Regions from separate parts of the Mus musculus genome. Here all the other regions are linked to region 1. Evidence: chromatin contacts called from ENCODE Hi-C or POLR2A ChIA-PET data. All regions are on one chromosome and are shown on one strand. The core of a region is the stretch at or near the end of the contact, and the rest is flanking DNA. Distances in the headings are between cores, read along the strand shown.

The links. Hi-C counts contacts between places; a loop is a spot of excess contacts on that map. ChIA-PET counts read pairs that join two places held with the same protein, here RNA polymerase II (POLR2A).
Region 2: a map of heart shows a loop between it and region 1 (2.7-fold over the local background). The contact joins the enhancer-like site here to the promoter of Adamtsl2 in region 1. A Hi-C loop is called at or near these places in 5 of 37 maps with a recorded cell type or tissue (heart and v-Abl transformed pro-B cells).
Region 3: a loop to region 1 is called in a map of heart, with 4 times the contacts of the local background. The contact joins the enhancer-like site here to the promoter of Adamtsl2 in region 1. A Hi-C loop is called at or near these places in 11 of 37 maps with a recorded cell type or tissue (CH12.LX, gastrocnemius, heart and 2 more). POLR2A ChIA-PET finds 5 or more read pairs at or near these places in 1 of 5 experiments (Patski).

What each region holds. Positions count from the first base shown.
Region 1 is chr2:27,078,080-27,080,862 of GRCm38, forward strand. Adamtsl2 (ADAMTS-like 2) reads left to right here and starts at 1,300. Exons shown (of 19, transcript NM_029981.2): 1 at 1,300-1,494.
Region 2 is chr2:27,043,436-27,046,139 of GRCm38, forward strand. No RefSeq gene overlaps it. Among named protein-coding and RNA genes, the nearest start is that of Gm13398, 8.1 kb to the left of the region's middle. Within about 2 kb of position 1,261, at least 1 of the 3 ENCODE cell types and tissues checked has a DNase peak (open chromatin) inside an H3K27ac peak, as active enhancers do; it is heart, where a contact is called at or near this core.
Region 3 is chr2:27,119,135-27,121,834 of GRCm38, forward strand. The region is part of intron 1 of Fam163b (family with sequence similarity 163, member B); the gene reads right to left. Among named protein-coding and RNA genes, the nearest start is that of Gm36882, 18 kb to the left of the region's middle. Within about 2 kb of position 1,343, at least 2 of the 3 ENCODE cell types and tissues checked have a DNase peak (open chromatin) inside an H3K27ac peak, as active enhancers do; they include gastrocnemius and heart, where a contact is called at or near this core.

The DNA.
Region 1 (2,783 bases), core at 50-2,549:
GAACAGAAGCTGAATACCTTAAGGTCAGTCACTACTGAACACCGGCAGAGTGAGAGCTGACCCTCTGCCCCCTGTCGCAGTCTAAGCTGGGAGAGCCAGCCAGCATCTTTGAAGAACCAGGCAGAAGGAGAGGGTGTGTGGCAGAGCAGCGCCGCAACCTGTATCTGTCACAACTTTGACTGGTGGCTTTAGCAGACCACTCCACTTCCCAGCCTCAGTTTCTCCTCGGTAAAGTACAGATGATGAAGATGCTTGTCACCTGACTCAAGCCTCACAGAGAGGCTGGGTGCTGATTGGTTTTTGCTGGTTGCTTTGTTCTTGGCTGCGGTCTGGTGGTCAGACACAAGACTTCCCCCAGGGTATCACTCTTAGCAGCCCAAAGAGGCAGCTGAAGAAGCTTATCATCTAGCACAGAGGGAGGGACAAGAGGGAGGGACAGAGAAAAGGAGAGGACTTCCAGTCCCCACTACAGGGACAGAGGCATGGATGAAATGGCTCAGCCAGCTTGTGGGATGTTGTTTCAGAATCACTTAGCATTTGAAGGTGCCTGTTTTCCAGGACGGGGTGCTTCAGAGAGCAGGAAATGTCAGAGCAGACATCTCATCATCCAAAGTCCTCTTGGATTCATAAGACTTCAGCTCTAGCTCAGCAGGGACAGAGCTCTTGAGTCCTGCTTGCTTGCCAATAGCTGCCCAGCTGCTGTGGGGTCCAGCCAAGCTGGTACCAAACATCTGCAGAATACCCCGTGCCGACGATCTTCCTAGACATCTGGTCGATAGGCTGTAGCCACCTCTTCCTCTCCCTGGAGCCATTGGTTGGTTGATCTCTGGATGTATCTCAGTTCCTCCGTTGTTCAGGTCTGTTTTCCAAGGACGGAGGGTGGCCTGCACCCGTGCAATGTCTGGACCTCTGTGTCTTCCCTGTGAACAGGAGCCGAAAGCCTGGACATCACATGGTTTCCAGCCTTCTCTGGAAGCTGAAGTTAGATGGGTGGGTCAAGGGGGCTCCGCTCCACCACTGCCAACCTCCCTCCACATGACCTCAGGCTAATTGATCCATTAGGGTCAGTCACTCTGGACCTAGGCAAGCCAGTCTCAGGCTCACTCACTGATCCTGGACTGTGGCAGCAGCAGCCAGCAGGCAGCTGGACAGCCTGGCCATACTCCAGAGGAGCAGAGCGGGTTAAAGTGTGCGCCCGGCCAGCCGCCAGCAGGCTGGGCGGGGGAGCAGCGGTGGGAAGTGTGAGTTCCTCCCCGTCTGCCTGACAGCTATAAAGGCAGCTGCGGCCACAGAGCAGCCACTGGGCTGAGAGCCCCTCCTGGGAACCCCCTCCCTTGAATGCTCTTTGAAGTGGGAGAGGGAGGCAGCTGGGGAAGCAGGACCAGAGACAGGCAGAGCCCGCACATCTCTGCACTCACCTTCCTGCACCGTGCACCTGGCAGTAGCTCTCACCCTTTTCTCTAAAAGGAGGACAACCTGCTGACCCTGGGTGAGGTAGGCCACTACATACTTGTCCCTGCTCATACTGTGGTCTTTGGGAGGTGTGAGATGTAGCTTATCCCAGACCAGCCAAGCTGTTCAGAATGGGGGCCGGGGGATGTCCCAGCCCCTGGTGAGGGTATTCAACCACAGAGAAAGGGGGGAACAACCTATGCCACACAGTGGCAGGGTGGTCCTGAGGCAACAACCTTGGTACTAGCAGTTGCTGTCTGGTCTGCAAAGCCATGCTGTGGTGGGCCTGTTGAAGGTTTTGGACCCTAGGGAGAGATGGATCCTGTTTGAGCTGGACTTGGCTGGAATCCAGCAGTGTCTGGGAGCCTTAATGAAAACCAAGTGTGAGGCTGACTGGGCACCTGTCTTTGGCAGCAGCAGGGACTGGGGAGCCATGGAGGCTAATGGGACTGTGTGAGATGGGGACTCTGTGCTGGAGTGAAAATAGGGACTCAGATGGAGACCTTCAGTGTCGGGGGTGGGTGGACGTAAGGGTGATGCTGACCAAGCTCCTGGACACCTGCAGGAGAAGGAGGGAGGGAGGGAGAAAAAAAGGGAGAGGGAGAAGGACAGAAGGACAGTAGGACAGTAGGACAGTTGGTATCAGGGCTTCGAGGGTGCTGACCATTTCCAGACTTTCTTCCCCTGGAATTGCTGGGTGCGACTGAGTCCCTAAGTTTGCTCTGTGGTGTGTGTGTGTGTGTGTGGTGGGGGAGGGGGCAGTAGGCTACCTTGTTGTGTGGCTTTGGGCAAGCTGCCTCTTTTTTCTGAAGCCCATTGTCTAACTCACCAGCAGATGACACCCACCTGGGACAAGCTACATTAGCTTCCTTTCTAGGACAGGGTTTAAATTGAGGTGCGCAGCAGCCATTCTGAGAGTTGGAGCAGCAAGGCTGGAAGCTCTCTTGATTTGATTCACCGTAACCCTTGGTGGGTGTTTGGGTTTGAGGGGCTGTTTTGTTGGAAGGGAATCAGGAGCCAGGTGCAGGCTGTACCTCCTTCTGCCCCTCCTCCATATCTCTGTTCTCTCAAGAGAGAAGGGCCCTGAGACAAAGTTTGGAGCTAAGACGAAAGGATGGAGACTTACCATCCAGAGACTACCCCACCCGGGGATCCATCCCATAATCAGCCACCAAACCCAGACAATATTGCATATGCCAGCAAAATTTTGCTGAAGGGACCCTGTTATAGCTGTCTTGTATGAGGCTATGCCAGTGCCTGGCAAATACAGAAGTGGATGCTCACAGTCATCTATAGGATGGAACACAGGGCCCCTAATGGAGAAGCTAGAG
Region 2 (2,704 bases), core at 11-2,510, 35 kb before region 1:
TTGTTTGTTTGTTTGGTTGGTTTTTTTTTTGAGTCCCCTTCATCTAGATATAGACTGAAACAAAAATCACAGTCTACTTTGTACTGTCAAGGAAGGACCTTGCCCATTAAGGAGATCCTAGTGTCCAGGGGCTGGTGAATTGTGTGCACGTATACTCAGTACTGGGGCCTGTACTCCTATGACCTGTGCAATGCAGGGCCCTATAGGAGTTGTGGCCAGCAGGGGGCACTTCTGTGCTGGGCCTGGAGCTCTGCTGCTGGCTGATCACAGAGGCTGCTGAGATACTGCTGTTCCCAGACTGAGCAGCACTGAGCATCCAGGCAGGGGCGGCCAGCACTTCTGCTCATCTCTCTTTTTACCCTCTTTTCTCTAGTTAGTAGTATAGGTCCCTCTTTGTGCTGCTCCTCCCAGCTCGACTCTCATCCCTCCTGTTTAAAAGTCTAGACACCATATCTACGTTAACCCCCCCCCCCCAGGCCCTAGGGACCGGGCTGCAGATTGGCTATGTGGAATGGCCGGCAGCTCAGCAGTACTCTGGCTTGAGAATCCATCCTGGTTGCATTTGGATGGTGGGGCTCATGTGAAGGACCCCTCTCTCCCTAGATCTAAGTGTGGCAAGCCTCACACACTTTCCCGGCTAACTAATACTCCAGAACATGCAGGTTCTCAGAGAAAGGCTAGTCCCGATACCAAATGGCCCTTCAGAAGTGCAGAGGGCACTCTCTTGGATACCTAGGGTCCTTAGCCCCAGGATCCAGTGCTCCATCTAATCTGTATGAAGTGCCACGTGCTTCTGTTTGCTCACTGGTGCTCAGGACTGGCATCTGCAAGAGTTCTCCTCCTCCACTTCACCCCCAAAGCTGGCTGGCCTGGTGTAGACTTGACCTGGAACCAGCTCCTGGCCTCTGGGAAGCCCAGCTGTAGCTGCCTTGGCCTTCCCCCCAGCAGGAGCTGAAACCCTTGACTTCTCCAGTCTCTGGCTGGCGAGCAGCAGCCAGGCCTCCGGGAAGGATTCCTGGGGTGCGGTGTTGGTGGCTGGCTGCAGTACAGGGCATGGATCCCTGCAAGGCAGGCTCTCTCCTGGGAACTCTTGTCTGTCTGTCTGTCTGTCTGTCTGTCTGTCTGTCTTGCTCCAGCTGATTGGGTGGTCTGGGAGGGGACAGATGTGAAGCAAGCATGTGTGCAAGCATGTGTAGCTGGTGTCTGGTAGGTACTCATGGGAAACCACACCTCAGGGACACCGTGTGTTTAGGGACCATGCTGGAACAGGACACTGGTGTATCCCTGGAGGGACAAAGGATGTTAGAACCTGCTGTCAAGGCTCTAGTCACTTTTTATTGACCTTGGACACAGCACCCAACTTTCCTGCCCTTTAGAAGCCTCTGCTGTAGAATCGGGTGGCAGCCCAACCCACCAGGAAGGGCCATCTCAGAAGTTAGATGGACTGTTTCCTGCAGTGGATTGGGAACCACAGTGGCCAAAGAGCCAGGCATGAAGCCCAGCAGGGTGCTGCAATGGTCTTTTGTTTATCGGTGTACCTACAGTCCTCTACCACACATGGGTAACTGAGAAAGTTCATGAACTCACCCAGCATCACCACTGACCTCTGTTGCTAGTGAGTTAAAATAGAAATTTAAAGTATTGGTACAGCCTGGATAAGAGGTTGTAAATATGGCTCAGCAGATGCAGGGCTTGCTGCACAAGCTTGACGATCTGGGTTTGGATCCCGCCACCTATGTAAAAGCTGGGTCCAAGAATAACCTCATTTCTGCAGGACAGAGAGAGGCAGAAGCCTGGGGGCTTGCTGGTGAGCCAGACAGCCAAAGCAGCAAGCTCTAGGTCCAGTGAGGAGCCATGTTTAAGAATTAAATAAGGTGGCAAGCCATAAATGAAGATACCCAGGGCCCATCTCTGGCCTCTCCAAGTGTATCTGCACAGACACAAAATAAACAAAGCTGCAAACAGCTAAGACCTGGGTGTTCTTCACACATCATATTCTGAGAACTACTAGATCTGGGCTGAGGACCTGGAGGGGAAACTGAGGCTGTGATACTGAGTCCTGGCTTTTAGGGTTCTGTCAGGCAGGCAGACACCTCCTGAGATGAGTGACTGCAGAGAGAAAGGTGTGTACAAGGCAATCTAGGAGCATGTGACCGGGAAGGAATCAGAGTGTTTGCACACATATATGTGCACACAGAACACACATACACACACAGTTGGGAGTACATGATGCCTGAGTGGGTGTTTGACCTTGACACCTGAATGACAGAGCAGGTAAAGCTGCCTGTCCTGTCCTGTTTAATTTTTGTGAACTTGAAACAAACCTAGACATACCTGAGAAGAAGAAAACTCAACCGAAGAATTTCCTCCATCAGATTGGCCTGTGGGCATGTCCATGGGCCTTTTCTTAATTGTTAGTAGCCAGCTAACATAGGAGGGCCCAGCTGTATGGGCCTGTGGGCCTGGCCAGTATAAAAAAGCTCACTGAGTCACGGGGAACAAGACTATACATAGCACTGTGTGGTCTCTGCTTCAGTTCCTGCCTTGGTTTTCAATGACGTGGGCTGTAACCTGTAAGTCAAGCAAACCCTTTTCTCCCCAGGTTGCTTCTGGTCACAGTGTTTGACACAGCAACAGGAACCAATGAGGATTCTGCCTCTAGAGGTCCTTCAGGCTGGAGGGAGCCAGCAGAGAGCTACAGGGA
Region 3 (2,700 bases), core at 93-2,592, 41 kb after region 1:
GATATGGGCCCCCATGGTTGCCCACTTGTGATGATGATGTACAAACCACAGCCTGGGAAGGGGAAAGTGGCCTGTTCTACACCAGTCCCATCCAGACAAACGTTCAAGGTCAGGTTAGAGCCAGATCTACGGATGTGCTCAGGAATGTGTAGGGTCTCGGGGGCTCCCTCCATCTTCCTCAGTGCAGTAATGTGTTCTCTACTGCCCCATGACTGCTGAGCCTTAAATCTCCTCTGTACTAATGCCCTAAATCGTACGGCACCCTCATGGGAACACGCACTGCAGCAGACAAGTCTGCAGCAGACAGTTTGGGGTACAGCCCAGCCTTGCCCTGGCTCTCCCCTCTGGGCTCTGCCTCTGAGCCAAGAGGCTCCAGTGGCTGCATTTATGCCCTTCTTGTTTGTCCTTTGATTATAACAGGGGTATAAATGGGCTTGAGGTGGACACAGACCCTAGGGTTGGAAAGCTTCTCTCTTGAGAATTAGGAGGGAATTAGGAGACTCTCGGCTCCCTGCTGGTCAGCGGCATGTGTGAAGACACATGTGGCAAGGGCTGGCATCCTCAGCTAAATGTGTAGAGAGTCAGGAGAAACAGACACAGATGTGGAGATGTCCTAGAAGTCTCCAGGACCCTCTGAGACTATAAAAACATCGCTTTAAGTGGGTTTCTCCTGTTCACACCCAGGGCAGATGACTATAGAAGCCAAATACTGGTGTGAACTTGTTGCATTCAGAGAAGCCAAAGAGGAGAGAAGTGGCTAGCAAGTTGGACTTGAGTGCCTTTAAGGTCAAGATTCAATGTCCTGCAGTGACTCTCCCCTGGGGCTCACATGCAGGCTCACTGGCAGCCACAGGGACTGGGGCTGGATTCTACCAACAGCGTATGCCCCAGTCAAGGGTGCCCTTATGTATGCAGGGCTGGAACTGAGGGGAGAAAGGAGCTTACAAGAGGCATGGCAGAGCAGGGGTTCCTCCTCAGGACAGAGAAAGAAGTGGCCTATACAATGTACACAAACAGACCTGAATGCCAGCCTGTGCTTCTCCAGTCAGTCACCGAACAGGCCCAAATGCCTCAGTTTCCTCCCTAGGAAGATTTGAGAAACACTGAGAATTCTGGGAGGGGCAGGCTGATATCATGTGATAGGCATGAATCAGGTCTCCAAGGGATCTGGCCACACTCACAGTAGAGCCTCTCCCAGGCCTGAGAGACACACAGCCCTCACTTGGCCCTCAGACCCAGGCTGCTTTTTGCTGCTCCTTGGGGCCTGGGTCCTCTCCAGCGGCAGGCAGCCTGGCGGCATGATGGGAAGGCTGCCAGCTCAGGCCAGGTGCCCAGGGCTGTCAGCAGCCGCTGCTCCAACACCCGGGCCATCCAGCTGGAGCGTCTCAGCATCGCTTTGCAGATACATACACACCCGCAATGGGCGCCAGGTCCCAGGGCTGGCCCAGGACAGCCATACAGGCCACTGGCAGCTCTGCTCAAGATCCAGCCTTACATCATCTCTAGTTAACTACCAACTGTCTTGGGGGTGACCAGGCTTCCCTTGGCTCTAGTCTCCTGCCTTCCCTCAGGGATACCCTTTTCCCATACTTCCACTGCCATCAGAGCTGAACATATGTTTGCTTAATCCAGAAAGCCTTCCTGAATTTCTTCAGCGTGTACCACGTATTTGAGAAACACCAAAGGAACCATGTGGCATGCTTCTCGTCAATGGGAGGAGTGAAGGACTGGCGCTCACTTCCTTCCACCTCACCCTGATGTTCTTGGGTTCTTCCCTATACTTCCCCTCAAGGGCTAGGACTTTTCACAGCCGCCCCCCTACACACACACACACACACACACACACACACACACACACACAGCTTAGGTTAGAGGTCTCTTCCTGGGCCCTAGCTCCCTCATCTGCAATGCGGATTCAGTACAGCTTATCCTTCCATCTACTCCACGTTGTTGGATTTTTAACCAACCTGCAAGGAGTCTTGGTGATTTAAATGTACAACCAAATGTGAGAGTCGTGGATGAAAACAGTGTCCAGGTGCATGGCCGTTCTTAGTGGGTGGAACGATTTGTCTGGTTAATTCCGATAATGAATGAGACTCTGGCATGCTAACTAGTTACAAGAGCCCCTCGCGGTCGGCATCCCCCAACTTCTTAGAGGGACAAGTGGCGTTCAGTCACCCAAGATAGAGCAGTAACAGGTCTGAGATGCTCTTAGATGTCCAGGGCTGCACAGGCGCTACACTGACTGGCTTAGCGTGTGCCTAGGGTAACCCATTGAACCCCATTCGTGATGGGGATCGGGGATTGCAATTATTCCCCATGAACAAGGAATTCCCAGTAAGTGCTGGGGGTTGGGGGGAGAAGAAAACAGTGTCCGGCACTGAGCCAAGGTAGCAGAGAAAGGGATTCTAGTTCATCTGTCCTTGCCTAGGGGAGATCTTCCCACCAGGTTCTGAGAAAGGCTAACCTGAGTACCTGAGAGAAACAGGATGCTTTGGGGCTCAGGGAGAAGGGGCTGGGGAGCTTTCTGGAGCAGGCTGCTAAGTTGGTCCTTGAGGGAAGCAGTAGAGGGAAAGAGGCTGAAGGACCCAGGACAACCTGGCAGAGACCACCCTACAGCCTGTCTGCAACCCTAAGGCAATTCTGCAGTCTTCTCATGCCAGCCAAGGCAATTTGGCAAGGCTCTTGCTGAACTGTTAA